Regions from separate parts of the Homo sapiens genome. Here all the other regions are linked to region 3. A link is a loop called in an ENCODE intact Hi-C map of the cell type or tissue named here. Cell type or tissue: IMR-90. All regions are shown on one strand.

Evidence for each region. A loop is a pair of places that touch in the nucleus more often than their neighbours do. Peaks named below come from ENCODE experiments on the same cell type or tissue, not always from the same donor. Only the 100,000 strongest peaks of a DNase experiment are listed, where the experiment ranks them.
Region 1: it touches region 3 in a loop (11-fold over the local background); 94 of 110 quality-filtered maps call a loop at or near these places.
Region 2: it touches region 3 in a loop (5-fold over the local background); 5 of 110 quality-filtered maps call a loop at or near these places.

The regions. Positions count from the first base shown.
Region 1 is chr1:51,892,933-51,900,932 of GRCh38, reverse strand. No RefSeq gene overlaps it. Among named protein-coding and RNA genes, the nearest start is that of NRDC, 18 kb to the right of the region's middle. RefSeq lists an enhancer at 2,407-3,606. In IMR-90, a CTCF peak has its summit at 3,891 (motif pointing left); DNase peaks (open chromatin) are centred at 2,482, 3,122 and 3,862; H3K4me3 peaks cover 354 bases; H3K27ac peaks cover 2,210 bases.
Region 2 is chr1:51,789,561-51,797,560 of GRCh38, reverse strand. NRDC (nardilysin convertase) reads left to right here. Exons shown (of 31, transcript NM_001101662.2): 23 at 2,707-2,738; 24 at 2,951-3,089; 25 at 5,137-5,184; 26 at 5,463-5,515; 27 at 5,900-5,983; 28 at 6,571-6,661; 29 at 6,912-7,028; 30 at 7,904-7,993. Among named protein-coding and RNA genes, the nearest start is that of MIR761, 43 kb to the left of the region's middle. In IMR-90, no CTCF peak of the experiment used is centred here; a DNase peak (open chromatin) is centred at 4,490.
Region 3 is chr1:51,998,280-52,006,279 of GRCh38, reverse strand. No RefSeq gene overlaps it. Among named protein-coding and RNA genes, the nearest start is that of RAB3B, 12 kb to the right of the region's middle. RefSeq lists an enhancer at 677-1,521. In IMR-90, a CTCF peak has its summit at 3,797; DNase peaks (open chromatin) are centred at 539 and 3,809; H3K27ac peaks cover 843 bases.

The DNA of each region.
Region 1 (8,000 bases), 110 kb after region 3:
TTGGGAGGCTGAGGCCTCATCCAGCCCGGGTGACAAGAGCAGGACTTCATCTCAAAAAAAAAAAACAACAAAAAACCTGGCACGGTGGCTCATGCCTGCCATCCCAGCACTTTGGGAGGCCAAGGCAGGTGGATCACCTGATGACAGGAGTTTGAGAACAGCCTGACCAACGTGGTGAAACCCTGTCTCTACTAAAAAAATACAAAAGTAGCCGAGCGTGGTGGCAAGTGCCTGTAATCTCAGCTACTGGGGAGGCTGAGGCAGGAGAATCACTTGAACCCAGGAGGCGGAGGTTGCAGTGAGCCAAGATCGTGCCATTGCACTCCAGCCTGGGCAACAGAGCAAGACTCAGTTTCAAAAAAAAAAAAAAATCTGTATTCATAACCAATGCATCTCATTGCTTCTTGCCCTCAATTGATCCTCCTGGGATTAGCAACAATCTCTCTGAAATTTCTTCATTTTTCCCCATTCCATTGATATTGCTGCAATTTTTTTTTTTTTTTTTTGAGACGGAGTCTCGCTCAGTTGCCCAGGCCGGAGTGCAGTGGCACAGCTCACTGCAAGCTCCGCCTCCCAGGTTCACACCATTCTCCTGCCTCAGCCTCCCGAGTAGCTGGGACTACAGGTGTCTGCTACAACGCACAGCTAATTTTTTGCATTTTTAGTAGAGACGGGGTTTCACCGTATTAGCCAGGATGGTCTCCATCTTCTGACCTTGTGATCCGCCTGCCTCGGCCTCCCAAAGTGCTGGGATTATAGGTATGAGCCACCGTGCCCAGCCTATTGCTGCAATTTACACCATCAACTTACCTCACCAGAAGAGCCTAGTAGTTAAGAACACAGGTTCTGGAAACAGACTATGTAGATTTGAATTCTGGCTCACTAGCTGTGCATTTTTGGGAAAATTACTTAATCGCCTTAATCTCTCTATATCTCAGATTCCACATCTGTAAAGGAGGGATACTTCTTAGGGTTGCTGTGAGAATTAAATGAGTTAATATATATAAACTGCTTAGAAGAATGCCTGGGAGGCAATAAATGCTAGCTACCATACTATTCTTGGTTTCTTTCTGTTTCAGAGTCCTGCAGGAATCAGATGGCACACTCAAACTAGATAATTTGAGGAGTGCTTAATAAAGGAATCATTTACAAAATGAGTGCAGGGTTTAGAGAGACCAAAAAGGGATACAAAATTTCCCCAGTGCTAGCTAGCAACAGCTAGCTAATCATCACTACCCAAAGGTAGTAACAAGGGATGTGGGGGGAGTGATTTGATTACCAGAATCTGAAGAGGGCAGTTGTGTGGCAGATGCTGTCTGCTAAGAGCAGTGACCTTTGGTGGAGAGAAATGTCCTCACACAAAGACTCGCTAGGGAGGGAGGTGGGGGATAAATTATTGGACCTGTCTTTCCCCATGACCTCTGATCTCCTACTGCTATCTCCCAATGCCGGACTCAACCAAAAGCCAGAGGGCAAAGGAGTCCAGCAGGAGCCCACATAGGTCAAACTTCTGGGATATGCAGCAGGTAAGTAGAGGGAGTACAGCAGGTCTTCGAATAATGTCATTATGTTCAACGACGTTTCATTATAACGTTGATGAAAAAAATAGATTCCTGGCAGAGGCCACCGTGTGTGAAGTCTGCACATTCTCCTCATGACTGCGTGGGTTTTCTCTGGGTACTCCAATTTCCTCCCACATCCCAAAAATGTGCACATTAGGTGAACTGGTGTGTCTAAATGGTCCCAGTCTGAGTGAGTGTGGCGTGTGGGAGAGTGTGCCCTGTGAGGGAATGTCGTCCTGTCCAGGACTGGTTCCCGCTTTGTGCTCTGCTTCTGGGATAGGCTCTGGCGACCTGTAACACTGACCTGGAATAATTGGGAAAATAATTATCTTATACTTGTTTTTATTAATCTTTCTTAAATGTATGTATAGCTCACATTTATTATATTTCAAGGTTTAATATTAGAAGTGTTTTGGGTCTTTATTTAGATGTTTGATGTTTCGTGACCAGAAATATGCCATAGGAACTTATTTATATCAATTAGCCTACAGCTAAATTGATTTCTTTATATATTGTTTCCCTTAGTCACGGTTTCCAAGAATCTATCGATGACATTGAAGACTTACTGTATCTGGAGATGCAAACAGAAAATATCTAGCACACCTTCCCCCTAGCCTTGCCCTCCTCCGTTCTTTGTCTTGCAGTCATGAATGATCTTTCTAAAGCAGGAAATGATATTGTTCTGCCTCATCTGATGCATGTTGGTAGCTCCCCCTCTCTCAGGATAAAGTCTATACTCCTTAACATAAAATGCAGGGCTTAATAATTATCTCCAGTTCACCCCTCCAGTTTTAACTCTCGCCATTTTCCTCTCAACCTTTCCGGTTGAGCCATATGCAATTACTTTCAAACCTACAAGAGCATTCCTTTCTTTGACCTTTCTCATGTCCTGGAACTCTGCCTGGAATCATCCTTCTCCCCTTTCATTCTTCTTCACTTAACTAATTCTTACTCATCCTTTATTTATACATAGAAGGGGTTTCTCTTACCCAGCTAGATTTTGGGGGAATCTAAGCTCTGTTTCTGTGGCAATGCTTTTTTTTTTTTAGATGGATTCTCGCTCTTGTCACCAGGCTGGAGTGCAGTGGTGCAATCTCTGCTCATTGCAACCTCCGCCTCCCAGGTTCAAGTGATTCTCCTGCCTCAGCCTCCTGAGTAGCTGGGATTACAGGCATGAGCCATCACACCCGGCCAGTAGCAATGATTTTCTAAGTTCTGAAAGTAGTGGCATGTTAAGGCTGATATTTGGTAGTATTTTCATCTTTTATGCGGATTTTTTTTTATTCTCATGAGGTTCTAATTATATATGATAGGTACTTAGCCTACAAGGCGGTACTGAAAGTAATGAGTTGAGTTTTTAATGAGCTTATCAATATATAACTTCAAAGGGCTCATTTGAAAACCACTGAAACCTAATCTATATTCCTGGAATCTTGGGATGCTAAGATAGACTTCTAGGAGTCTTATTTACATTGAGAAATATGGGAGCTATTTCCCATATTTCCCAATGAGAAATATGGGAGCTATGATAAGTATTCCTTTTGGAAAGATGACTGGGCTCTGACAGACAGGAAATCAGTCACATGAGTGGAATGTAGACAAAACCTGCTTTTGGTCTGTGGGCTGAAGGATGAGAAGAAAATAAAATGTAATAAAGGTTTGTTTTTTCAAAACTATATAGTCATCTTCTATGTACCAGATAACATATTTTCTCCAAGTAGAAGTGAATTCACAATATTAAAGAACTTCTAGGCTGGGCACAGTGGCTCATGCCTGTAATCCTAGCACTTTGAGAAGCCGAGGCGGGAAGATTGCTTGAGCCTGGCCAACATGGTGAAACCACCCACCTCCCCCAAACTCCGACCCCCACAGAACCTCCCCACTTCCCCCACTCCGTCTCTACAAAAAATACAAGAATTAGCTGGGTGTGGTAGCACATGCCTGTGGTCCTAGCTACTTTGGGGGGCTTAGGCAGAAGGATGGCTTGAATCCCAGAGGTAGAGGCTGCAGTGAGCTGAGGTCGTGCCACTGCACTCCAGCATGGGCGACAAAGTGAGACCCTGTCTCAAAACAAAACAAAACCAAAACCAGAACAACATCTATTGAATGCTCCTTTGTCTGACTCTTTTTTTGACAACAAAACCCAAAACAAACAAACAAACAAACAAACAAAAAACCCCAAAGGCTCTCATAATGGAGGAACATGGGTGGTGGTTTAAAGGGAGATAGGATGTGTCCTGGCAAAATCAAGATGGAAAGTCTGCTTCTTCTTCCCCCTTAAGACCAAACATTCTTGTTGAAGAAGACACCCACTTCTGTGTCTCTAGCTCCACCTTGAGGTTTATCAAGAAATCACCTATTCCGGCCACAACGGGTGAATTAGGTTAAAAAGAGCCGAGATCTTTATGCTGTGCCAACAGCTCTTGAACTTGTACTTTGGGCCAGGCTCTGTAATAAGTGCTCTTTGAACATAATGACATTTAATCCTCACAATAATCTTATAACAAATGTATTTTATAATGAGGAAAATTAAGATTAAGAGAGTTTCAAGAATTCAGGACTGGTATAAGATCACACAAGTGGCAGAGTCAGGATTTGAACCCAGCATCTTCTAGGCCTTCGTTTTCGTTCACAAGTGTCTGTGTATACACTCATGTGCACATCTATCACACATGTTTTTCTTTTCCTTTACAACACACCTGTACATCAATCATTTTATTTAATTCTCACAACAACTCTATTAAGTGGGAATTAATATCCCTTTTTGGAAGAAGGTGAGGCTTAGAGAAATAACCTAATTTTCCCTAGGTCATATGGCTCTTAAGCAGTGAGTTTAACCCAGGGCTCCTTTCTCAACTATATGAATAACATGCAACTTCTCAAGCTGACTTGTGATGACTCCTCACAACTTCTTGTCAGTAGCTCCTTGATATTACCAAAGAATTCATCTGAAGACTTGCAAAACCCCCTACTTTAGGAGTGACACTGTAGAACATAATGTCCAAACAAGACACATGTACAATGAGAAGAGTACAGTAAAGCAACATTAAGACGTGGATGAGGTGGGGCACAGTGGCGCACGCCTGTAATCCCAGCACCTTGGCAGGCTGAGGTGGGTGGATCACTTGAGCTCAGGAACTCAAGACCAGTCTGAGAAACATGTTGAAACCCCGACATTACAAAAAATACAAAAATTAGCCAAGGATGGTGGTACACATCTATAGTCCCAGCTACTCGGGAGGCTGATGTGGGAGGATTGCTTGAGCTGGGGAGACAGAGGGACTTGGATGCTATAGGAGATTGACTAGGCTGATTTACTTTTCCCACATTTTCCCACAGACCAGCATCATGGTGCATGATCTAAACTGGCCCTGTAATGTTAAAAATTATTCCAGGTCAGGGACCACTGGGGTTCATCACTTTTGATTAATGGAAATGAATATTAATATTAAATCCATTAAATTCAAAATATATTTAGTGATGGTATGCTCCTACTGCTTGAATTTGCATTTTCTTTCTTTTTTTGTGTGATGTCCTCCTTTTGCCTGCAAACACTTTCTGTCCTTCTGCCAATGAAACAGAAAATTTGAGAGTTGTGAGATAAATGGTAACACCAAGTGCTGGAGGAAAGAAGACAGGTATCTGTCTGTACCTGGAGAGCAGGAGAAAGTTTAGAAACAGGGCTAAAGGACTAGGAAGTATTCTCTAGGTATAAATGTCTGGGTGTTAGGGATGGGAGAGAGTTGAGAGGACCTTCCAGGAAGAGGGAAAAGAAAGGGCAGATACAAGGAAGTCCGCACACAGAGTGGTGTGAGTAGGTTGTGTGGCTCCTGATGGTTGAAGTTTAAAATCAGAAGGGAGATTTGAATAGATGCTTACTTCTCAACAGGCTGCTCTGTTTTCTAAATATACCAGAGCAACAGTAAATAAGCATTTAATGCAAAACTTGCCCTCTTAAAACAGTGACTTTGGGATCATCAAAATTGCATTGTAACTGAAGACAACAGAAGCACAGGGGAGTGAATAGATGACCTCAGGACAGCTTATTCTGGGCTGAGATAGAATACAACATTCTCTCTCACTGCTTTTTTTTTTTTTTTTTTAAGTTCTGGGATACATGTGCTGAACGTGCAGGTTTGTTACATAGGGATACATATGCCATGGTGGTTCGCTGCACTTATCTAACCATCATCTAGGTTTTAAGCCCCGCATGCATTCGGTATTTGTCCTAATGCTGTCCCTCCCCTTGCTCCCCACCCCCTGACAGGCCCCAGTGTGGTGTTCCCCTCCCTGTGTCCATGTGTTCTCATTGTTCAACTCCCACAAACGAGTGAAAACATGCAGTATTTGGTTTTCTGTTCCTGTGTTAGTTTGCGGAGAATGATGGCTTCCAACTTCATGCATGTCCCTGCAAAGGACATGAACTCATCCTTTTTTATGGCTGCATAGTATTCTATGGTGTATATGTGACAATTTTTTTTATCTAGTCTATCTTTGATGGGCATTTGGATTGGTTCCAAGTCTTTGCTATTGTAAATAGTGCTGCAATAAACATAAGTGTGCACATATCTTTATAGTAGAATGATTTATAATCCCTTGGGTACATACCCAGTAATGGGATTGCTGGGTCAAATGGTATTTCTGGTTCTAGATCCTTGAGGAATCACCACACTGTCTTCCACAATGGTTGGACTAATTTACACTCCCACCAACAGTGTAAAAGTGTTCCTGTTTCTCTACATCCTCTCCATCTGTTGTTTCCTGACTTTTTAATGAACGCCATTCTAATTGGCGTGAGATGGTATCTCATTGTGGTTTTGATTTGCATTTCTCTAATGACCAGTGATGATGAGCTTATTTTCATAGGTTTGTTGGCCACATAAATGTCTTCTTTTGCAAAGTGTCTGTTCATATCCTTTGCCCACTTTTTGATGGGGTTGTTTGTTTTTTTCTTGTAAATTTGTTTAAGTTCCTTATAGATTCTGGATATTAGACTTTTGTCAGATGGATAGATTGGCAAAATTTTCTCCCATTCTGTAGGTTGCCTGTTTAGCCTGATGATAGTTTCTTTTGCTGTGCAGAAGCTCTTTAGTTTAATTAGATCCCATTTGTCAATTTTGGCTTTTGTTGCAATTGCTTTTGGTGTTTTAGTCATGAAGTCTTTGCCATGCCTATGTCCTGAATGGTATTGCCTAGGTTTTCTTCTAGAGTTTTTATGGTTTTAGGTTTTAAGTTTAAGTCTTTAATCCATCTTGAGTTAATTTTTGTATAAGGTGTAAGGAAGGGGCCCAGTTTCTGTTTTCTGCATATGGCTAGCCAGTTTTCCCAGTACCATTTATTAAATAGGGAATCCTTTCCCCATTGCTTGCTTTTGTCATGTTCGTTGAAGATCAGGTAGTTGTAGATGTGTGGCATTATTTCTGAGGCCTCTGTTCTGTTCCATTGGTCTACATATCTGTTTTGGTACCAGTACCATGCTGTTTTGGTTACTGTAGCCTTGTAGTATAGTTTGAAATCAGGCAGCGTGTTGCCTCCAGCTTTATTCTTTTTGCTTAGGATTGTCTTGGCTATACAGGCTTCTCTTTTGGTTCTATATGAAATTTAAAGTAGTTTTTTTCTAGTTCTGTGAAGAAAGTCAATGGTGCTTGATGGAAATAGCATTGAATCTATAAATTACTTTGGGCAGTATGTTCATTTCTACGATGTCAATTCTTCCTATCCATGAGGATAAAATGTTTTTCCGTTTGTGTCCTCTCTTATTTCCTTGAGCAGTGGTTTGTAGTTCTCCTTGAAGGGGTCCTTCACATCCCTTTTAAGTTGTATTCCTAGGTATTTTATTCTCTTTATAGCAATTGTGAATGGGAGTTCACTCATGATTTGGCTCTCTGCTTGTCCATTATTGGTGTATAGGAATACTTGTGATTTTTGCACATTGATTTTGTATCCTGAGACTTTGCTGAAGTTGCTTATCAGCTTAAGGAGTTTTTGGGCTGAGACTACGGGGTTTTGTAAATATACCATCATGTTATCTGCAAACAGAGGCAATTTGACTTCTTCTCTTCCTTGAATTTGCATTTTCAAGGCAGTCCATAAAGTGGATAACCCAAATGAATGAATTAACGTTTAAACCACAGGCATTTGATGTAGGCCCTAGGAGTAGCTGTTGGTGACAAAATGGTGTAATGGAAAAGCTGTGAGCTTTGTAGTAGGACCTAAGACTGAATTCCTGCTCTGCCACTTGCTAGCTGTGTGTCCTTGGGCAAGTTATTAATGTTTCTGGCCTCAATTTCCTTACCGTTGAATAAGGAGTCAGTGGACTCAGAGGATATTAACTTTTGTAAATCCGTCTTATTTTTCACAGAAAGTAATTGCTAAAGTTGGTATACCAGTAAACGAATTGTCCTGTTGGAATCTAATGACTGATTTTCAATAGATGGA
Region 2 (8,000 bases), 210 kb after region 3:
AGAACTAGTATGTCAAGCCTGTTTGTGAAGCTAAGGTGCTGGGCTTTATCCTGTAGAAATGGAGAACCATTAAAGGATTTAAGAAGATTTGTGGTTAAGAAATATCCAGAGAGACAAGTTATGAAGCTGTTTTAAAGTACAGATATGATTCCACTCATAGGAGTTATCTAAAGTAGTCAAATTCATAGAAGCAGAAAATATAATGGTGGTTTCCAGTAGTTGGGGAGAAGAGGGAAGAGACAAGTTATTTTATGGGTACAGAATTTTGGTTTTGCAAGATGAAAAAGTTCTGAAAATCTAATCTACTGCACAACAGTGTGAATATAGTTAACATTATTGAACTGTACCCCTTTTTTTTCTGAGACAGAGTCTCGCTCTGTCACCCAGGCTGGAGTCCAGTGGCGTGATCTTGGCCCAACTGCAACCTCCACCTCTTCGGTTCACGCCATTCTCCTGCCTCAGCCTCCCAAGTAGCTGGGACTACAGGCACCTGCCACCTCACCCAGCTAATTTTTTGTATTTTTAGCAGAGATGGGATTTCACCGTGTTGGCCAGGATGGTCTCGATCTCCTGACCTCGTGATCTGCCCACCTCGGCCTCCCAAAGTGCTGGGATTACAGGTGTGAGCCACCGTGCCTGGCCCTGAACTGCACACTTTTAAAAATGGTTGAGATTGGCCAGGCGCGGTGGCTCACGCCTGTAATCCCAGCACTTTGGGAGGCCGAGGTGGGCGGATCACAAGGTCAAGAGATCGAGACCAACCTGGCCAACATGGTGAAACCCCGTCTCTGCTAAAAATACAAAAATTAGCCGGGCTTGGTGGCACATGCCTGTAGTTCCAGCTACTCGGGAGGCTGAGGCAGGAGAATTGCTTGAATCCGGGAGGCGGAGGTTGCACTAAACTGAGACTGTGCCACTGCACTCCAGCCTGGGCGACAGAGTGAGACTCCTCGTCTAAAAAAAAAAAAAGTTGAGATTATAAACTTTATATTATTTTATCAAAATAAAAAGCTGGAGTGAAGGCTGTGCAAGGCGGCCCACGCCTGTAATCCCAGCACTTTGGGAGGCTGAGGCAGGCAGATTGCTTGAGGCCAGGGATTCAAGACCAGCCTGGCCAACATGGTGAAAACCTGTCTCTATTAAAAATGCAAAACTTAGCCAGGTGTGGTGGTGGGCATCTTGTAATCCCAGCTTCTTGGGAGGCTGAGGCAGAAGAATCACTTGAGCCTGGGAGGCAGAGGTTGCAGTGAGCCGAGATCACGCCACTGCACTCCAGCCTGGGTGACAGAGTGAGAGTCTGTCTCAAAAAAAAAAAAGAGTTGGGAGTGAAAAATATTGAAGCCTGATGTTAGGCCAAATAAATGAAAAATAATTGCTTAAGGCTGGACATGGTGGCTTATGCCTGTCATCCCAGTACTTTGGGAGGCTAAGGTGGCAGAATCGCTTGAGCTCAGTAGTTTGAGACCAGCCTGGGCAACATAGTGAGACACCACTTCCAAAAAAATTAAAAAAAATTAGCTGGGTGTAGCAATGCACACCTGTAATCTCAGCTACTTGGGGGCTGAGGTGGGAGGATTGCTTGAGCCCAGGAAGTGGAGGCTGCAGTGAGCTGAGGTCATGCCACTGCCCTCCAGCCTGGGCAATAAAGCAAGACCCTGGTGTTTTTTTTTGTTTGTTTAAAGAAGTGCTTAAGAAATAGAAGATGATGGAAATTCACTCAGTGGGAGTGAGAGAGAAGGCAGTCTAGAATGATGCCCAGATTTCTTTCTTGAAGCAGTGGGTTGGTGGAACAGGAACAGTAGTAAGAGTGGGAGCATATGAGGAGTTTGTTCTGATACGTATTTAGTTGGAAATGTCTGTGGGGCCTTGTACCTGACTAAGGCCTTTTCCTCAGTCAGATGCTTGTTCAAGATTCTCTCCCTGAACTGTTTTGTTATTAACCATCCTCCTCCATGCCTTCCCAGTTTCTCAGGGCTGGCCCTTTGATTGGAATATATAAATGGCCACTCTTGAAATTGTGGCTGCTATCCTCCCCTTTCTCTCTATCTTCATTCTGCAACCCCAGAACCAGCCTTAGTTTCTGTCTTGGCCACCAAAAGAATCTTAAGTCTCAGTCCACAAAGGGAAGAGAAGAAATAGGCTGCCTGTTTTTCCGAGCACCGTTGAAGTACCAGGCAAGGGCTTTTGATACAGAGTCCTTAGTACCATGAATTTCCTCCAGTAGAAATCACTTTAGAGAAGAGCTAATCCCTCCATTTATCCCTTATTTTATAGATAAGAAAACAGAATTCTTAAGAAGGGAAGAGGATGTATTCACTCAGTATTAAATGTTATTTTCTTTGCTTTATCCAGGTTCTATGTCAATGGGCCCAGGATTCTGAAACATAGTCCATGTTGTCATAAAGGCCACAGCCTAGTTGGGTAAACCAACACTGAACAATTAAGTTTGATCCAGTTGGGAAACTGTATTATGGGTAAACAGATTGCCAAGAGAGCCAGAACAGTTAAGAGCTGCTTAGTGTTCCACAAACACAATCAATCTTGAATCAGTCAATGAATAACTTGCCAGCATTTAGGTCACCAACTATATCTGCTTTCCTAAAGCTATGCAGGGCTCCCCAAGCAATTGGAACATTGATATTAGCTGATTCTGGGTGAAATGAATGTCTAGAGAGCTTAATGTAGTTATTCTCTTTTGCCTCTTAGGAATCTATGGATTTCCTGAAATATGTTGTTGAGTAAGTATTTGAATTTTCTCTTTGGGGTTATGTGTTCTTACCAGCGAGAGGGCATGGAGCCACAATTCAGTTAATTGTTACTAAACACCCAATTGAAATACTACTTGTAGTAGATTTTTTTGAGGCTGGTGTACAAGGCAATTGAAAAGTTAGAAGGCCTAGCTTCTTATAGTTTTTGGGTGCCTCAGTGACCCATACTGATTCTCTTGCAGCAAACTAAACTTCAAGCCTCTGGAGCAGGAGATGCCTGTGCAGTTCCAGGTGGTAGAGCTGCCCAGTGGCCACCATCTATGCAAAGTGAAAGCTCTGAACAAGGGTGATGCCAACTCTGAAGTCACTGTGTACTACCAGGTCAGTTGGGTGTACTAAAGACTGGCGGAAGGCCCAGTGCCTGGGGATCAGGGACCCCGTGACCTTCAAGGCCCTTTTATAGTTACTTCTGTAGTTTCATGCTTGGGGCCATTTGTCCTCTTGAAGCAACTACATTTAAAAATTGCTCCTGTTGGTAAAATGGATCCTTTTTCAATCACAGTGAGGTATTGCTTCATTAATCACCTAAGTACTAATCTAGAGGGCCAGAAACCGAGGTGTGGGTGGAAATCCCTACATGTGCCCCTGATAGAACTCCCAAGTAGCAGAAGGACATTTGTTAAGGGGCAGTTTTGAAAAGAAGACAGAAGTAAACATAGCCAAACAATTAAGACACAGCAAAGAGAACGACTACTAGAGTCATAAATGTTTAAAGCACCTGAGAGGAAGGATTTATCACCTCTGTTTTAGGGTGACAACTCCATGATCCAGAGCCCCTTACTTCTTGAGGTCGTACCAGCTGGGTCTCAGATTATTCCTTTTGTCTTCAGATTCTGTGTTCTTTCCACACCATTCTACTGGGGTGTGTGGTGCTTAAAGGAAGGAAGCACGTGGCAGTAATCACAGTTAGCTCTAGCCTATAGCCTGCTTTAACCTGTGGTTGGTCCCACTCGCTTCTAGAACCACGGGGATCTTCCTTAAACCTTGCCTGTCTAGTCTGATTACTGACTCCCCAAATTCTGGGGCTCCTGTAGCCGCTGCTGTTATCTTGGGTTCCCTGCATCAGGAATTCACTTCTTTGTCAGGTCTTGTGAAGATCCCTGACTGGGCTTTGGGTGGGATGGACTGATTATCATTTCTTTGTCTTGTATCTCTGCCCCTGGGCCTCAGCCTTATTCTGACATTATCCTGGTCTGGCTGTCAGGAGCAAATTCACTTGCCCGATGTCACGGTCATCTCTTGTTAGTGAAGTTGTGTCTTGTCCTAGTCTTCTTAATGAGTACTTTGATTCAGGAGCAACAGCACTTTTGGAGCTAGGTTGATAATATTTTTGTCCTTCCGTAGAGGCCCTGCTTCTCTCTGGAGCCTCTGTGGCTGTAGCATTCCAACCTGCAGCCTCTTCTAGGTTATGACTACCAGGTCCCAAACTCCACAAATGGTACAGCCTAGCCTTTCTTAACCTAGTCTACATTTTCAGTGCCTCTGACTGCTTACAACCCCGGTACAGGAGTACTCATTTTCGGCAGGATTTCACATTGTAAGACTATGTTTATAGAAATGCTTTCCATCAGTCACCTCTTAGCACTAGCTTCTAATACAAACTGTTCCCTTTTGGAAACCATATCCTTTCTCAGAGAGCATTGGTTTTGTTGTGGTCTGTTTAGAGGGAAACAGAAAATCTCAATGCTGACTAATCAGGTCTTGCAAGGGCACATAGGCATTAGCCTCTTCCTCTGGTGAGTGGGAAGCAAATGAGTCTGTGTGAGAGGAACCTGCAAGATCCTGACTCTGGGAGGCACTAGCAACATCCTTGTTTATTGGCCTCCTGTCCTTTCATTCTGAATGCATTATTTTGCCAGTCTTGGGCAGCTAGCATGTGGTCCCAAAGCGTGGCTTCTTTCTCTGAAGTATTTTTCTTATCAACTGGTTTTGGTCCTTTTATGTGGCACTGGTTCTTGTTGTGTGGCACTATTCATTTTCTCTCCTCTTGAGGAATAGATCCAGATACATTTCAGGATCCCCAAACATTTCCTGCTGTCTTCCTTAGGGCTTTGAGTTGCAAGTACTTAATTTTAGAATGTGTCCTCTGACAGGATCTGGCAGGTCAGGGATTATTAATCTCACCTTTGTTTGCACCTGCAATTCTATGCTAGTGCCGGGAGTACAAATGGTCAAGCATGACTCCTGTCCTCATAGACCTTCAGTCTGGTGGGAAAGCAGATATGTAAACAACATCAAAGTATGATTAACTCTCTTGGGGGAGAGCGATTGGTGGTGATACCTAAGTGGTTGCCTAGAATAGCTGGATTATTTAAAAGCCCTGTAAACCACTGGATATTCAGTTGGCCTGACAACCTTCTCTTTTCAGTCAGGTACCAGGAGTCTAAGAGAATATACGCTTATGGAGCTGCTTGTGGTAAGTGCATAAAGGAGATGCTGAGGTTTTCAGCAGCCCCTGACCCACTATGAGGCCCGGCCTTTTCTGCCTGGGTTAGGGACATGGGGTAGTCAGAGATCTGTGATTTGAAGGTGAGATGGTCATTTACTGTTCTCACCCAGTATAAGCCTGGGCCAATTAGGAAAAAGGCACTAAGGGAGGCTGGACTTGGGAGGTATGTGAAACACTCTGGGGAGAGAAATGGAGGTTTCTCTGCTGGGAGGAGTTGGGCTGATGGGCAGTATGTTGAATTACAGATGCACATGGAAGAACCTTGTTTTGACTTCCTTCGAACCAAGCAGACCCTTGGGTAAGTCAGCTGGCAGGGCCACTGAGCTCAAATAAGGGCCTAGGGCTTACTTTGCAGGCTGTTCATCAGATATCCCTACTGAGCAGCCTGTTAGAGCTTCCTTCCATCTCATAGGGTGATATTTAGTCATCCAAACTTTTGGAATTTGTATCTTTGACTGTAATCAGGTTTTCAGTTTGGTCAAGTTTCAAGATAAGAAAAAAGGCTAGTTTGTGGTCCCCAATTCAGGAGAGGTATGGACACCTTAACATTTTTGGGTCCTGTTTCAGGACTTCCAGTTCCAATAAGGATGGGCAGAAACTTTTCCCACTCCTATCTAGTGCCTCCAAGGCCAGGGCCCAGATGATCACCTGAGCTCATATAACTTTTCTCTCTGGCTTGTAGGTACCATGTCTACCCTACCTGTAGGAACACATCCGGGATTCTAGGATTTTCTGTCACTGTGGGGACTCAGGCAACCAAATACAAGTGAGTGAGTGAGTGAATAGATGAGTGTAACCTATTATGGACATGGAGAGTAGGGGCTACATGTGTTTCCTTAAACCTTGGGCAACCCTGACCAAGCAGGTTTGCTCTATTTAGTCAGTGGAAGCTGGGAAGATGGGGGTTGTTATAGATGGTCTGTTCCAGGACTGATCAATAGTTCCAGTGGCCCTTTCAGACTTGATTCAAGTCCTGTGGTCATTGTGTGGGGCTTGCCAGTGTTTCTTCTCTTCAGGCAGACCTGAGGACAAGAAGGGAAAGGATGCCTGATCTGACAGGCATTGCTGAAACCTGTTAGTTTTCAGCTTTGGAATGGTCATACATGGTTGTGACTGCTTCATTATGAGGATACCAGGAAACTGGGCTGGAGGTGGGGTGAGGGGGAGGGTTCTTTCTCTTTCTGTCCTCAAAGTCAGGTGGAATACTGAGGCCTGGGAAAACACTTTAGCTTTTTTTCCTGGATATATGTCTTAGTCTTAATTCCTTCTTTTGCCTTCTGCCTGAGATCGGGTTTCTGATGACTTAATTGAAGATGTTTTGTTTTAGTTCTGATTGAAGATGTTTTGTTTCAGTTCTGAAGTTGTTGATAAGAAGATAGAAGAGTTTCTTTCTAGCTTTGAGGAGAAGATTGAGAACCTCACTGAAGAGGCATTCAACACCCAGGTGACTGTGCCAGCCTGGTCTTTTGGCCTTTGGCCCACACAAGCCCCCAGATACAAATCTTAACAGGGCTTCGCCGGCCAGTTTTTGAGCTTTGCAGCCCCACCTTCCTCTTACAATAGTGTCTCCCTAGCTTCATCCGTGCCTCTTATACTGGCATGTCCATCACAAGCCGGGCTGGACAGGGCCCAGTGTGTTCTGTGGGAAGTGGTATGTTGCCTCACCTGAGCATCTTTCTTTTTGGTGGGAACAGGTCACAGCTCTCATCAAGCTGAAGGAGTGTGAGGATACCCACCTTGGGGAGGAGGTGGATAGGAACTGGAATGAAGTGGTTACACAGCAGTACCTCTTTGACCGCCTTGCCCACGAGGTAACATGGTTTTCAGAGTAAGACAGCTCAAACTGGTCAAGGTTCCTGATTCTACAGGCATCACAGGTCTGTGCACACCAGCATTGTGTGGAAGAGAAACTCGAAACACTAGTCCTGGCCTGATTACTCGCTCACTTCCTGAGTTTTCAGACTGGCCTCTCTAGCACCTTAGGTGGCCACGTGAGCTGGGTGCTAATCCTTACCACACCACCACCAATTTCAATCAGAGCAGCTCTATTTTTATGCTATATATTGAGGTCTACAAGATTTTGTGGAGAAAAAGAGTTTTGCCGTTTAAAGAAAATTGAGGACTCTTTGTCTTTACGGAGTTCATTATTCCAAGTGCATGTGTTTTGACAACTTCTATTCCAAAGTAGTAAAACCTATGAAAAAGATCTGGATCTTGTACTCCAGTGTGACTTTGGTTAATACATAGCCCCTACATGGTGAATTACCATAGGACATCATTGCTCTGTGATGTAAAGAGGTTATTTAGTAAGAGGCTTCATCTTAACACATTTTAGTTTTCTTAATAGAAGCAAGGTAGATTTCCTCAAGCCGTGGTATGCAGCTACCATGTAATTGGGAGGTGACACTAAGGGGATGTGGGTGTTGGGCTCAGTGTATGGTATTTAGCTGTAATTATAGCATCTGCTAACCTCTCTTGCCATTGTAGATGATTGGTATAAAATGTGAAGGCATGCCAGAGAGCTTCATCATCGTTTTGGTCTGGAAGGTTAGGGGTAACCTGAGAATAGGAAGAATAAAATGAGGTCTTCAGATGCTAAGCAGGTCCAGGGACATCTGCCTGGGGGTTAGGTTTAAGAGCTATCTTTCTTCTTGAATTTCTTTCCTATCTTCCCTTCCCTTGTAAGATTGAAGCACTGAAGTCATTCTCAAAATCAGACCTGGTCAACTGGTTCAAGGCCCATAGAGGGCCAGGAAGTAAAATGCTCAGCGTTCATGTGAGTA
Region 3 (8,000 bases):
CAGTAACAATCTGATCTCTCTTGCTTTTCCCCACAAGCTCTGTCTAGGCAGCGGGCAAGGTCAACCCATTGGGTGGTTACAAAGTGGGCACAGGAAGATTGTGGATTATGTGAGTTATCTGCACAGGAGGGCTATGTGTCCTGGACCATGAAGAAAGGCAGACTTAGGGCTTATCTGCCTTGTCTTTTTGCTTTTCCCTGCTCCGCCAGCCTAACGCCTTTTCCCTAATTCGGACTCCACAATTAGGTTAAGATTCTGTGGGTGTGTTGCGGTAAACTGAGGAACAGAGAGACTGATATGGGAAACCAGGAGGATATTTATTTTAAGGTACACACCAGCTCAGTGGATTCACATCCAAAAACCTGAGCCTTGAACAAAGACAGAGCAGGGTTTTTATAAGCAGGCTTACAAAAGCAAAACAAAGGCAGTTAATCATACAGTGCATAACTTGTGGCCTTGCATAGCTGGTGGCCTTGTAGCTGCGTCGAAAGAAAAACAAGAACTGGCTAAATACAGACATTTGTAAAACATAGTCATGCTTAAGAAGCCAGGGAAAGGAGTAACAGTAAAGGAATTTGTCTTCCTCTCTTTTTTTTTCCGTCAACCTTGCTCTGGAGGGAGGGGGTGGTGTCTGGAGCCCATTCCTTTGGCCTTGGTTTTTCTGAGTGTTATCTTATAACTGTCCTTGAAGTGAGCTGCTAAGCAGAGGAAAACTTGTTCTTCTTTTCTTTTTCTTTTTTTTGAGACAGAATCTTGCTCTGTCACCAGACTGGAGTGCAATGGCATGATCTCGGCTCACTGCAACCTCTGACTCCTTGGTTCAAGGGATTCTCCCACCTCAGCCTCCCGAGTAGCTGGGATTACAGGCACACACCACCACACTCAGCTAAGTTTTTGTATTTTTAGTAGAGACAGGGTTTCACCATGTTGGCCAGAATGGTCTCGATCTCCTGACCTCATGATCCACCCACCTCGGCCTTCCAAAGTGCTGGGATTACAGGCGTGAGCTACCATGCCCTGCCTTCTTCTTTTCTTTTTTAACCCTTGCCTTGCCACATTCTGGGCCTTAGCTTTTACTTTTCTTGGAGTGAATAAATGCAGCACTTATTATTTTTTAATTTCTGGCTCAGGTGGAGTGAAAGAAATACAAGTTCAAAGGGAAACGAAATGATGTAAAATTTCCAGCTATTAACAAGGACTTGTGCATGTATTAGTTTTAAGTGGATAATCTGGGTATCAAATTTCTGTCGTATTTAAAGTGTAGTGTATACATATTGAAAAGTGAGGCCGGGCGCGGTGGCTCACGCCTGTAATCCCAGCACTTTGGGAGGCCGAGGAGGGCAGATCACGAGGTCAGGAGATCGAGACTATCCTGGCTAACACGGTGAAACCCCGTCTCTACTAAAAATACAAAAAATTAGCCGGGCGTGGTGGTGGGCGCCTGTAGTCCCAGCCACTCGGGAGGCTGAGGCAGTAGAATGGCGTGAACCTGGGAGGCGGAGCTTGCAGTGTGCCGAGATAACGCCATTGCACTCTGGCCTGGGTGACAGAGCAAAAATCTATCTCAAAAAAAAAAAAAAATCACTCCTTGTTATACATGGTGTCCATTCCCCATTCGTATTTTATTATTATTATTTTTTTGAGACAGAGTCTCGCTCTGTTGGCCAGGCTGGAGTGCAGTGGCGCAATCTTGGCTCACTGCAACCTCCGCCTCCCGGGTTCAAGCAATTCTCATGCCTCAGCCTCCTGAGTAGCTGGGAGTACAGGTGCATGCCACCACGCCCAGCTAATTTTTGTATTTTTATTAGAAATGGGGTTTCACCATGTTGGCCAGGCTGGTCTTGAACTTCTGATCTCAGATGATCCACCCACCTCAGCCTCCCAAAACGCTAGGATTACAGGCATAGCCACCATGCCCAGCCACCCCATTCATATTTTAAAGTCCTAATCCAAGTACTTCAGAATGTGACTGCATTTGGAGATGAGGTCTTTAAAGAGGTAATGACGTTAAAATGAAGTCATATAGGTGGGCCCTAATGCAATAGCACAAGCATCCTTATCAGAAGAGGAGGTTGGGACATAGTTGAACACGGAGGGAAGACCACTGGAAGACACAGGGAGAAGTAGGCCATCTACAAGCCAAGGAGAGAGGCCTCAGAAGAAACCAATCATGTTCTCAGACTTCTAGCCTCCAGACTTAGAAAACAAATTTTTGTTGTTTAAGCTACCCTGTCTGTGTTACTTAGTTATGGCAGCCCTAGCAAATGAATTCACTCCTTTTCACCCCCATCATTACTACCATGGTCTAAACCATCAGCATTTGTTGCCTAGACACTTTCAGTGTAAGATCCACCATCGGGATGGCGCTTTTATCTGTCTTCTTGTTCACTGATATGCCTTCAAAACCTAGTATATTGAATGTCATGAAGATATTGTGAAAGAGGCCAGGCTCGGTGGTTCACACCTGTAATCCTAGCACTTTGGGAAGCTGAGGCGGGTGGATCACCTGAGGTCAGGAGTTCGATACCAGCCTGGCCAACATGGTGAAACCCCGTCTCTACTAAAAATACAAAAATTAGCTCGGCATGGCAGTGTGCACCTATAACCCCAGCTACTTGGGAGGCTGAGGCAGGAGAATCACTTGAACGCTGGAGGCAGAGGGGTTGCAGTGAGCCAAGGTCTTTTTTTTTTTTTTTGAGACAGAGTCTTGCTCAGTCACCCAGGCTGGAGTGCAGTGGCGTGATCTCAGCTCACTGCAAGATCCACCTCCCAGGTTCACGCCATTCTCCTGCCTCAGCTTCCTGAGTAGCTGGGACTACAGGCACCCGCCACCACGCCTGGCTAATTTTTTTTGTATTTTTAGTAGAGATGGGGTTTCACCATGTTAGCCAGGATGGTCTCGATCTCCTGGCCTCATGATCCACCCGCCTCAGACTCCCAAAGTGCTGGGATTACAGGCGTGAGCCACCATGCCCGGCTGCCAAGGTCTTGCCACTGCACTCCAGCCTGGGTGACAAAGCAAAACTCTGTCTTAAAAAAAAAAAAAGGATATTGTAAAAGAAAGAAAGAAAAAACAAAACCTAGTGTATAGGACCTGGTGTGTGTGTGTGTGTGTGTATTATATACATGTGGTGTATGTATATATATATATATAAATATATATAGCCATCCCACAAGTATTTATTGAATATATATGTATATATATAATGTCTGAGGTCCAAAAGTAGTACAAAGGAAGGGGTGATTAAATTATCTCCAAGTAAGTTGGATGGGATGACAGGATGTGTAGGAAGGAATTTTCTAGATTAGGAAGGGGTATTGAGGAAGTCACCTAAGAAAGAGACAAAGGCTTGGGCAAAAATGCTGAGATTTAAAGCAATTTCTGAGAACTCTAAGTCATTCCGTGTGGCCAGAGCACAAGGACCAAGGGGATTAGTTGGTTGAAAATAAAGTTGAAGATAAAAGAATTTAATCATATTTGCTAAGGAGGTTGGATTTTATCCTGTAGTACAATCAATATCACTGACTTTTTTCCAGTTTTTCCATTTAGATCTGTTTTGTACTTTATTATCCACGAATACCTGGAGAAGTCATTTAACCTTGCTGAGTTTCAGTTTTCTCTTCTGTTGAATGGTTGATGAGACATGAGATAATATATGGAAGTTACCTCAGAAGGTTCCCGGAATATAGCAGGTGCTTAACAAACACTAGTTCCCTGCCATTCAGCCCATATAACCAGGTTGATTTCAGCACCATGGTTACTGGTCAGTCCAGAGAGAGTACAGTTCCAATTTCGGACACAAGAGGGAGTATGAGACTTACCTTTGCCGAAGGTCACAGGCTTGCCTAACAGCCTCCCTTACTTAGCAAGCCCTCCAGGAAAGACAAATAGGAGACATTCTTCCAAAATTAGAAAGGCATCTGTCTTATTTTTGTTTTTCTGAGAAACAGAGGGTCTCACTCTGTCACCCAGGCTGGAGTGCAATGGTGCAATCACTCCTCAACCTCCCTGGGCTCAGGTGATCCTCCCACCTCAGCCTTCTAAACAGCTGGGACTACAGGTGCACCTGTAGGTCACCACACCCAGCTGACTTTTGTATTTTGTAGAGATGGGGTTTCGCTATGTTGCCCAGGATGGTCTCAAACTCCTGGGCTCAAGCAATCCCCCTGCCTCGGCCTCCAAATCACAGGGATTACAGGCATGAGCCACCGCACCCGGCCTACTCTGACTTGTTTTATAGATACTAAGCCATTGGTAACCGTTCTTCATTCCCTGGACACATATTTGAAGGTGGACTCATTGGCAAGCATAATGTACTTAGTTATCATGCTGAAAGTAGCTGATGTTATTCAATAGTCTAGTATGCACCACCTATTTTACATACATTATCATCTTTAATTTAACTCTCAATGAGCCAGTGAAATAATCCTTATCCTCATTTTACAGATAAGCAACCTATGGTCTAGAGAAATTCAATCACATAATTAGTGAATGGTAAAAGTTGGATTTGAACCCAGAACTGCCTGTTTCCAAAACTTAAGTTTATTATATTATATTAATTAATTAATTTAATGTATTTATGTATTTGAGATAGGGTCTCACTCTGTTGCCCAGGCTGCAGTGAAGTGGCACAATCAGGGCTCACTGCAGTCTCGACCTCCTGGGCTCAAGTTAACCTCCCACCTCAGCCTCCTGAGTAGTTGGGACTCTAGGTACGTGCCACCAAGCCTGGCTAATTTTTTTTATTTTTAGTCAACATGGGGTTTCGTCATGTTGCCCAGACTGGTCTTGAACTCCTGGATTCAAGCAATCTGCCCACTTTGACCTCCCAAAGTGCTGGGATTACAGATGGAAGCCACCGCACCCCGACGATTATACTTATTTTAATTCAATTCCCTCATTTAACAGAGGTCATCCAGAAAGGGGTCTGGTCAGTGGTGGATGATGTGAGACCAAGGAAGAACTTTGTGCCTAGGGTGAGCACAATTTTTTTTTTTAAGATGGAGTCTAGCTCTGTCACCCAGGCTGGAGTGCAGTGGCACAATCTAGGCTCACTGCAACCTCTGTCTCTTGGGTTCAAGTGATTCTCGTGCCTCAGCCTCCCACGTAGCTGGGACTACAGATGCACGCCACCATGCCAGGCTAATTTTTGTATTTTTAATAGAGATGAGGTTTCACCATGTTGTTCTGGCTGGTCTCGAACTCGTGAGCTCAAGAGATCCTCCCACCTCGGCCTCCCAAAATGCTGGGATTACAGGCATGAGCCACTGTGCCCAGCCAAGGGGGGAAGGTTCTAGTTAGTTGTTTACCCGTTGTCTTGCCCTGGGAAAACCACTTGTTCTCTCTGCATCTTAATTTCCTAAATCATCTCTAAAATGGATTGATTCTTTTTCATCCATCAGGTCTCAACTAAAATGTCACTTCCTCAGAGAGGCTGTCCCTGTTTAATCATCCTAAGATAATCATCTCTTCGGCATATTTCCTTAAATATGGTTATCACCATCTGAAATTATCATAGATAATTTGTGTACTTATTGTTTGTCTCTTCTCTGCAGATTCCTAATTTCTGTCTGAGCAGAGGTTCTGCCTGTTTAGTTCACGTTTGTGTACTCTGTGCTTAGTACAATGCTTGGCACATACTAAGTGATCAACACATCTTTGTGCAATGAATGAACGAATAATATAATGATGAAGAACTAGGACCAGAGGGTGGAAGCTACAAACAGGCAGATTTTAGCAGAGGACTTTACTAACAATAAGGGTTATCCCAAGGCAAGGTGGTCTGCCCTAGAGAAGGTGGTCTCCCCATCCTTGGAAGTGAGCAGATTAGGGCTATAGAGGGGGCCCCATGTTGGTTTGGTGGAGGGTTGATTTGAGGTTCCTCTGGCTCCTCATTAAAACCTTGATTAAGTTTTAAACTAATACTCCGATAACAGGATGCTATCCAGTCATTGTGTTAAATTATGGAATGGGTATTCTCTCTGTTTAATAACTGGAATAAAAGAGGCCCAAAGGGCCAGGGAAGCAGACACAGGGGACGGATAGTGCTAGATTCTGCTTCTGGGCTCTGTGGGAGAGGCCTGACTGAGACAGTAATGGCCTCTATTAAATTTAAATACAATAAATAAAGTATAATAATTATTTCCAGAGCAGTTGCTGCTTTTACCACCATTCCCCTTCTTCTGGCCCCTCTGTCCCCATGACTGTCTCTTTTGTTCTCTTTCACACAGCAAATGACACTACCCAAGTTAGAAAGCTCTCCTGGTTGCCTCAATTTTCTTTTGCCTCATCTACATCCAATCAGTCACCAAATCTTGTTTCTTTCATGTCCCAGTGCATTTCCCAGCTCAGGTCTTATAATCTCTCTTTCTTTTGTTGTTGTCGAGGTGGGGTCTCGCTTTGTTGCCCAGGCTGGTCTCAAACTCATGGATTCAAGCGGTCCTCTGGCCTCAGCCTCCTGAATAGCTGCGACTGTAGGCGCATGCCACTGTTCCTAGCTATTTTGTTTTGTTTTGTTTTTTGGAGGTAGAGTCTTGCTCTGTCGCCCAGGCTGGAGTGCATGATCCTGGCTCACTGCAACCTCTGCCTCCTGGATTCAAGTGATTCTCTTGCCTCAGCCTCCCAAGCAGCTGGGACTACAGGCTTGTGCTACCACGCCCGGCTAATTTTTTGTATTTTTAGTAGAGACGGGTTCTCACCATGTTGCCCAGGCTGGTCTTGAACTCCTGAGCTCAGGAAATCTGCCCACCTCGGCCTCCCAAAGTGCTGGCATCACAGACATGAGCCACTGCACACAGCCAGCTGAGCTATTTTGAAGTCACTCCACCAGCATTTTCTCTGGTGTCCCTGCTCCCAGTATCTTGGAACCTCCAATTCAATCCCTATTGTGCAGGCTATAAGATCTTTTTAAAACACAACTTTTGCCAAGTCTTCCCCTCGGATAAAGGCCTGTAACAGCCCTGCACTGCCCTGATCATGGAATCCATTGTGCTTAGCATGGCCACCGAGGCCTTGCCTGACCTCTGGCTCCGACTTAGCTCTTCTGCCTCACTCATCACTTGCTGCTCTGCCCATTATGCCTATGCTTCTAGAGACTCCAAGTTCTCTGAAGACTTCACATTATTTCACACCCTTTGGGCCTTTGTTCATGCTGGCCCATCTGCCTAGGTGGCTTCTCCATGCATTTAACTCCTACTTTTCCTTGGGGCTCAGTTTAATTAATTCTTAAGTCTACATCCCAGGACCTAGCACGGGGCCAGGTCTAACATCTCAGGTTCCTCTCTGCTGATCTGTCCCACTGTGAGAAAATAGTCATGTCTCACCAAATCTCTTATTGTGGCTAATTTGAGTCCTGGTTTTCCTTGCTTTCAGTAGCTAAGAAACCATGGGCCAGTTACTACTTGCTCACATCTAAGATGGCATGAATCAGTCCCAACTTCACAGGTTCATTGTGAAAGTTAAATGAGATGGCAGATATGAGAAGAAATCCTTTGTTAATACTTATGTACTTATTTATTCAGCATCAGTATAAGTATTTAATATTTATATACTTATCCCTGAGCTCTTCTAAGAATGGTTTAGGAGGCCCTGTGTTGGGTACTAGTATGGCCTTTCCTCTTGTGGAGTACAGATTAGTGGATCTTATAGTCTACTGTCCTGCACCAGACACTGAGTTCCTTGGGTCAGGGACCATATGTTATTCGTCTCTGCACAGCAGGTGTTCGGGAGATATTTGCTAGCTGGGTGAGTGAACCAGCGATTTATTGAATAAATGACTGAATGGCATTCTAGGTAGAGAGAAAAAAACAGATGCAAATTCACAAAGATGTTATGGAGCAGGCCACATTCAAAGAACTGCAAGTAGTTTAATGTCGTGGGAGCTCAGGGTGTGAAGGGGGTGTGACCAGCAGTGAGGCTGGAGGGTAGATGAGACCAGATCACCAGGGGCCATTAGGCTTATTAAACAGATAAGCTTCTGAGTAGGGCAATGGGAGGTTTC